Linked DNA regions of Homo sapiens: regions 1 and 3 are each linked to region 2. Evidence: chromatin loops called from intact Hi-C (ENCODE). Cell type or tissue: dorsolateral prefrontal cortex. All regions are shown on one strand.

What was found. Peaks named below come from ENCODE experiments on the same cell type or tissue, not always from the same donor. Only the 100,000 strongest peaks of a DNase experiment are listed, where the experiment ranks them.
Region 1: it touches region 2 in a loop (2.3-fold over the local background); 4 of 110 quality-filtered maps call a loop at or near these places.
Region 3: a loop joins it to region 2, with 11 times the contacts of the local background. A loop is called at or near these places in 13 of 110 quality-filtered maps.

The regions. Positions count from the first base shown.
Region 1 is chr3:181,613,641-181,616,140 of GRCh38, reverse strand. All of the region lies in intron 5 of SOX2-OT (SOX2 overlapping transcript), which reads right to left. Among named protein-coding and RNA genes, the nearest start is that of SOX2, 97 kb to the left of the region's middle. In dorsolateral prefrontal cortex, no CTCF peak of the experiment used is centred here; no DNase peak of the experiment used is centred here; H3K4me3 peaks cover 2,500 bases; H3K27ac peaks cover 2,500 bases.
Region 2 is chr3:181,562,970-181,565,469 of GRCh38, reverse strand. SOX2-OT (SOX2 overlapping transcript) reads right to left here. Exons shown (of 7, transcript NR_075092.1): 4 at 1,542-1,750. Among named protein-coding and RNA genes, the nearest start is that of SOX2, 150 kb to the left of the region's middle. In dorsolateral prefrontal cortex, a CTCF peak has its summit at 1,081; no DNase peak of the experiment used is centred here; H3K4me3 peaks cover 1,324 bases; H3K27ac peaks cover 2,500 bases.
Region 3 is chr3:181,699,154-181,701,653 of GRCh38, reverse strand. It overlaps SOX2-OT (SOX2 overlapping transcript), which reads right to left. Exons shown (of 7, transcript NR_075092.1): 6 at 1,771-2,056. Among named protein-coding and RNA genes, the nearest start is that of SOX2, 12 kb to the left of the region's middle. In dorsolateral prefrontal cortex, CTCF peaks have their summits at 802 and 1,010 (motif pointing right); DNase peaks (open chromatin) are centred at 1,043 and 1,987; H3K4me3 peaks cover 2,500 bases; H3K27ac peaks cover 2,500 bases; H3K27me3 peaks cover 2,201 bases.

The DNA of each region.
Region 1 (2,500 bases), 51 kb before region 2:
AGAGTGGGCATAAGGTCCTCCTTCTTTTTCTCTTAGTTATAAGCCTTTTTTTTTTCTTTTAGATTTTGCAATCTTTCCTGCTTCCCTAATCTCTGTGATCAAAGGGCAGTCACCTACAATATGTATTTTCAAGTGGTATACACAGGAGTTAGGATGCAAGGCATTCAGTTTCATACAAGGAAGTGGAACACTGGACAACAGTCCAACAAGAAGATGAGGCCCTTCTTCAGCCTTTCAAGTGCTCCTTTTTGGCAGGATCATGATTTGTATTTTTGTGTAGGAGCTCTAAGGATGAGTAAGATGCTGGATAACAATGATATGCCTATGGGCCTATCCTTTTCCTTTGCTTAGGAGACACATTCCACTCCCATGAAGAAAGGTTCCCAGCATGAAGGTCAGAGCCTGAGAGAGAAGGATGGATAGATAGTCAGAAGCAATATGTCCTGACAGAGGTAGGACCCATGGTTACCATCAAATAAGGTCTTCTGCTGACGCTTGAAAGGAATCTTCTTATATGGAAGGTAACATCAACAGCTAAGATGCCACAATAGGAGGGAAGACCAGAAAATGCATTTTCTTTTCTTTTTTCCTTCCTCCTTTCCTCTCCTTTTCTTCTCTCCTTCTCTTTCTATCTCCTTCCCTTCTAAGCAATAGAAGCCCATCTTTGAATTGCTAGAGAACTATCATAGAATCAATTGCTGATACATACGTAGCTTTCAAAGAAATATTATTTCTATCTCTATTCAAAGACCAGACCACTGAACTGATGGAGTTTTTCCCCCTTTCCCTCTTCTCTCATTTCAGAATGAGGAAAAACAACAACAAAAAACATAGCCAGATAAGCTATAAGTGTTAGAAACAGCTAATATTGCTTGTGCTTCCTGTATTCATTCATTCCTTTCTTTCCTTTTCCCTCTCTCCCTCCCTCCCTTCCTCCCTCCCTTCCTTCCTTCCTTCCCTCCATCCCTCCCTCCCTCCTTTTTTGTTTCCTCCCTTTCTTGCTTTCTTCTTTTCTTTCTTCCCTTCTTCTGACTTTCACATTAGAGCACTTTCAGTGACTTCTTTCCCAGACTGTAAACTCTGTAAGGTCAGGGGTTCTGACTGATTTACTCATTACTGTATTCCCAGCACTTAGCCCATGCCTAAATATTTGTTGAGTGATTGAATTAATGAGATTTACTACCATAAGATAAAGATAAAAGATTTGTAAACACAGAGCCAGTGAACATAAATAGTATAAACATCACTTTATAGATCTTTTTTAATCTGCAAAGGTTGGATTAGAGGAAAATTTCCTAAAATGTGTTAAAAATATTAGCTCTGAAGAATAAAAATAGACTTTTTGGCAAAATAGGTTGGGGGAAACCTATGGAAAAATAGTTTGGGATACACTATATTATACAAGGTTCAAAGAGATCTTTATGATTTACCAGAGTTTTTCAAGTACAAATTTTCATTGTGAATTTCTTAGAGAAGGACATAAATTATTTGACCGTGTTATTTTTTTTTTAGCTGGCATAGCTTATAGGGATGGTATTCCATAAAACATGTTTTGAAAAATTAGCATCTTAATTCAGTTTTTTAAAAAAAATTTCTTTCTTTTGGATTTAAGTACTAATTATTTTTCTACTGTAAAAAATACCACTTAAGTTAACATTACTGAACTATACCGTTAAAAATGGTGAGGGTAGTAAATTTTATTTTTTTACCACAATTAGAAATACCATTAAGAAACCTCCAAAATATTACTTTACTAAGAAGTAAGAGGAATCAATCTTTTACCTAACAGCTACAACAATGCAGCCAGAATGAATAATATTGCCAAATAAAGGGCTTGATTTTGGTCTATAATGTTAAAAAATTCCATTTACCACCTAGATACTATATCTTCAGGAAGCATCCTGATTTTAAACATATGGCTGTGAATCTCTTGGTGTGAGCTTTTAGCAATATAGTTTAGGAGGCCTGGACATACAGAGCCATGACTGTGTCTGGTTAGGAGAGTAAGCCTGGGACCAGGAGACAAGAAACTGGGTGATAAAATTGACACTGTCACTCACTCAGTGTACAACCTTGAGTAAACCCTGCTTTCCTTTTCTATAAGATAGCCTCAGTCAGTAATGTTTCACTTTTTCTTTCTAGCATGGGATTTTCATGAGTAAATCTTAATGGAACTCTAATATACACAGCAGATAATAGCAGAGGTACTCTGGTCTCAGTGGGGCAGGAGGCTGCTTGGTTCTTTCCAAGTCTTACTCCTGCTTCTAGGAGTTAAGACTGAAATAGAAAAGAATGTTTGTGTCCGTTATAAAGCTTGTGAGCCCCTGTAACTTCATACAGACCCACACAGTATACAGCTGTTAAAGAATATTGAACGCTGCCACACTGCATGTGGTGAACACCTTTTGAATTTCAACATATATTTTAGATTAAAAAATAAGAAAAAAAACACCAGAAAGTACCCTTCCCTCAGTCACTTTATGTATACATTTTAACATAT
Region 2 (2,500 bases):
CAACACATACAAACACTGAACAGGGGAGCACACGTTTACAAACATCTGTTGTCATTATTTATTACTTTTCTTCGGCTTTAAGTTTCTGACTCATCCTTAGATAATTCAAGAACAGATATTTTGCTTTCTTACTTGCAAAAACAGTTGCAGCTCTTTTCATCTTAGGAGAAGAACCTTAAAATTGAAAATACACCTTCCTACCTTTTTGGTTCATGGCATATATGCTTTCTATCTTGCAGCCAACAAGTTCTGTGTTCCTGCTGATGACATCATTTACTTTAAAAAAGTATCTGAGAATAAATACATGTCACTATAACAAATATGTGAATTTTAGGGATAAATATAATAAAATTAATTAATTATGCCTGAGAGGTCATTATTAATGTACCACTTTACAAGAAATATGAGCTGGTTTTAATGTTAGCTTGTATTAATTTATATTTTAGAATTGATAAGGTCAAATATTTCATGAGAAATAATGTTTGTGACTTATTTTTGCAGCTTCAATTTTTAATTGCTCTGAATTATACTAATAGAAACATAAAAACTTGAATTTGTGCACAAGGAACATGAATAGAGGGAAAGATATTGTCCTCAGTGGACCAAGGTTGTAGTTAGGATTGGAATCAGGAAACTTAACTGTAAAGGCAGGGGGAAGCTTGGGAGGCAAAAGTTTTCAGACGGAAAGCTGTCTGGAAAGTAGGTATATTTTATTAGAGCTACAGAGACAATTTTACACTTAGAATGTAACTCCTTGGACATATATATCTAAATAGGAGTCAATGGAAACTTATGTATTAAGGGCTGAATTCTTGAATCTTTACTACTTGTAAACATAATTTTACTCTTTAGCAGTTATTCTCTATTTTGTGATTTGTCCTTTTTCTCTTTTTTCTCTGCTACTCTAATGACATATGCTGACAGGTTTTCCATGTGGCTCTGTGCCCTTACATGCTATCATTATATGAACAACTAAAGATGCCCTTTGGGGATCACTTGGGGAAAGTAATCTGTTGTTATTTATTGTGTTTTTTAGCAGAATAAAAGTACTGTAGTTGGTTGCTAACATCACCACCTTGTGTACAAATATTTTTTTGCATGCAGTTTCCTAATATCATTAAGCTGTATTGTAATTTCATTACATAGTAATGTAGCACTTCGATTACAGACATTTAAATAATTTTGTAATTCAAAATTGGAAAATAATAAACCATGGTTTATTTTTAGTCCCTTGTAATTAGTTAGCCAACTAACACTCCACTGAACTCATACAAGAAGCAAAAATGCCCCAGAACCCTTATAAACTGGGCATTGGTCAAAATACTCTTTCAAACAATGATTTAGGAATTCAGAGTAAAAAAGGCAAAGAAAGAATTAAATTCCTAAAGATTCATAATAATACCAATAGTACATATGGCTAGTGCCTAGGGCATCTAATTAGTGAACCCCTAATTCTAACAAATGTAATCTCTAATTCTGGCAAATCTAACTAAGGCATTTTTAGCTCACCCAATGGGCTAATATTGGAAATTACTACTTACTTCAAAGTATGATTTTGGTCTCTATCCAAAGAGTAGAACCTCTTGATAAGTTTCTGAATGTCAAACTTCTTTTTCTAGCGGCTTCTGGCATGTCAGAGCTCCACAGCAAGTTTTATAATTTTGACAGTCCTTGGCGATCAATGAAGTTGACTGGACTCCATTACTTTTCCAAACAGAAATACCTTGCAGTCCAATGAAGGAAGTAGTGGCTAGAGGGGAAAGTACCAGAATATTCAATACGTTTGTCTTAGGTCCCAAAGGAAACAAACAAATGTGTTCCCTGTTATTCTTTCTCTCACAATAAAAATTTTAGACCATTTCTAGAAAAAAGCAATTTTGCATTTGTATTTTTGTGTTACTTCTTTCAGTTTGTCTCCCTTTTGGTAAGTGAACTTGTTTTAAAATGTTACACGTTGTTGGAAAGTAGCATGGAATGCTTCTTTTAGTTCTACGTAAAGGTAAAGTTTGATTATATGGCAAAAAATTAAAAATGCTGCTAAGGATACAAGGTAAAACATAGCAATCTAAAAGAGAGAGAGAGAGAGAGAGAGAGACAGAGTGTGTGTGTGTGTGTATGTGTGTGTGTGTGTGTGTGTGTGTGTATGCTCGATAGCAATCCTATGAGGTTGGCAGGGCAGGGTAACCAGTTTTATAGATGAGCAAATCAACGATAAGGGACATGACAGGACAATGCAAGTCATACACATGTGGTAGCACAGCCAGTAAACAACTCAGTCAGTTCAGTGTTATGTCCTCTATACTACTTTTGTCCTTAGGGACTAGTACAGTACTTTAGTAATGTGGATATTAGGAATAAAGGCCATTTTGTTAGAAGTTTCACCCATTTTTCATGGAAGTCTATCCATATAGGATTCTGTTGAAAAGTCAGCCTGGTGCCATACTGTCAAACACAGAAGTAGAAATTCACCACTTAACTCCTTATGTTCTTAACTTAGAAT
Region 3 (2,500 bases), 140 kb before region 2:
AGGGGCTTTTATGTGAGTGACACATTTCACACTTCCGATTCTGCAAAGCCAGGTATAAATGACAAGGAGCGGCTCTAAATAATAATAATAATAAAATCTAATTTGGGACTACATAACACCCAAGTAGAGTAGAAGATCTAAATAAAATTGTAATCCACCCACCCACCCCCCCCCAACCCAACTTAAAAAAAAAAAACCCTTCACCTGTATTTAAATAGCGTGTCTTTAATTACAGCAGTTGGGGATGCATGAGGCTGAAATGAAATTAGCAGTCATTACCAGTCCTTTAACTCTGTGGTGCTTTTGATCAGCACTAAATTAGCTTTCCAGTCCTAACAAAGACTCTACAGCAAGCAGTGGGCTGTAAATAAGACAGCGCGACCTGCCCTCAACACCTTTTCTCTTGTCAATCATAGCTCTATCATTCAGCCCAAGATTAACCTTTATCTATCAAATTAAAAAAAAAGAAAAGAAAAAAGAAGGAAAGAAAGAAGAAAAAGAAAAAAGAAAAAGAAGGCGGGAAGGAAAGCCCCCTGACCACCACATGTCGCAATAACAGAGGTTCCCAAGAGCCCCCTTAAAAGTGTATTATAATGAGCCCATGTCAGAATCTGCAATTTCCAAATCATCCCTTCCTACTCCACCCCCTACACCTCTCGAGTATGTTAGAAGAGTCAGAATGCTGTTCAGGTAGGAAACGAATCCTACACCCTCTCCCCCGCCCGCAATGGCTAATTGGGCGTGGACCACCCTCCATAAGTCAATTTGCCATTAGCCTGTCCTCTTCTATTAGTCTAACAAGATTTAGGGAGAGGAGGGGATGTTTGAGGAGGAAACACTGGTGAGTTTAAGACATATATATATAAGTTCCTAGGCTGAAAACAATCAATTTACTCCACTAATAGTCTCTAGTTTCTAAGTCTGCGGAGGAAAAAAACCAACAGCAATAACAAAAACCCAGCTGCTTTTCCCAGTACTGCATTACGAAAGTAAAACATTGGTTCAAGTTGCCATTAGAGGGCGCCAAAGAGCAAGCCCCATCACCCCTCGCTCGACTTCCCGCAGAAACCCTCCCACCTTCCAGCTTCGCCATGCTCTGTAATTCCTTCTCTCAGGTAATATTTCCTGCTTATTCTGCCCCCATGCATTTCTATCTTCCTCTATGTCAATCTCTTATAAAAAACGAGGTATCGCCATGTCCCCTTCCTCTTGTTTTGCAACTTCCCCCTACCCGTAACCACCACCAAAATAGTTAAGACGCCGATTGAAGTAGTAGCAACCCCTTAATGATATGTACCTTTTGAATCAAATCACTCTTTCCATTTAGTAACATTGGTCTGGAAGAGGTTCTTTATGGGGGTGAAATGCTAGAGTTTAACATTTTTAAGATGGAAGCCTGAATTTTTCATTAGTGGGTTTCTTTCTGGGGGCTCACAGATCTATTTCTTCAGTTTCATAGTAAAAGAAACACACCCTTGTAAGACAACTGATTAAGTTCAGTACCAAAACCGTCCAAAATAGGATGAAATAATGTCATTTCATTTCTGCATTTGTTAAATCTAAATTAGAATTTAATTCCAAAAGTTAACGCTTTCAGACTTAAATCTACCAGTGTTAAATGACTGCCACACAGGGTGTATTTCCAGATCTCTTAAAGGTCAAAAGAAAAAAAAAAAAAAGAAAGAAAAACAGAATGAGTGGGGAAGAAAGTGAGGTGGGGGGAGGAGTGAGCTAGCAGTGAATGTCAAAGTTGGGTTGCAAGCTACTTACATGTCCATGCCAGATCAGGGTGTTGTCTTGTAGCAGTTTGATTGGCAGGTAAAAAAGCGAAAGAACGTGAGGGCTCCCTGAGCCTCTTGTCAGCCCAAGCTTGATCACTTCTCACCGGACAGAACCAGTTGAAGGAGCTTGCAGTTCCCCTCTCGTCCTTCATCCAAGGCACCGTGAATCCATTTCGGCTTTTCTTCCCCCCAGTCTTTCCATCAGCCTCCTGCCTTCACCCACATCGCCTTACACCAGCCTCCAAGACCTAGCCTAGCTTTGCCACTGCAATCCCCTGCAACAAGAAAAATCGTTTATGGCTTAAAACCCCAAATGGCTGATTTTTTAAAAGAGAGAGAGAGAGAGAGAGGGAGAGGGAGAGAGAGAAGAGAGAGAGGGTGAGGGGGAGAGAGAGGGGGAGCGAGAAGAATGCACCCAGAGAACAACAAAAAAGTCAGTTATCCTAACACTGCTCTATCCCCCCACCGTACAGAAGAAGAATAAAAAAAAAAGCTTTATGTTTTTTCAGTGGGTATTCAAAGATAATTTGATGCCATTGTTTCTGCTACAGATGGTTCTTTTAAATACAATAACACGGCTCTTTGTGCAGGCTACCCACAATAAAAATCGAAAGCGTTCCCCTGAATAACCATTTTGTTCTCTCTTGTATGGGGCCAACAAAAGATGCCGTGAGGTAATGGGTTCTGTTTATTGAAGCCATAGAATAGGGGTTTGATAA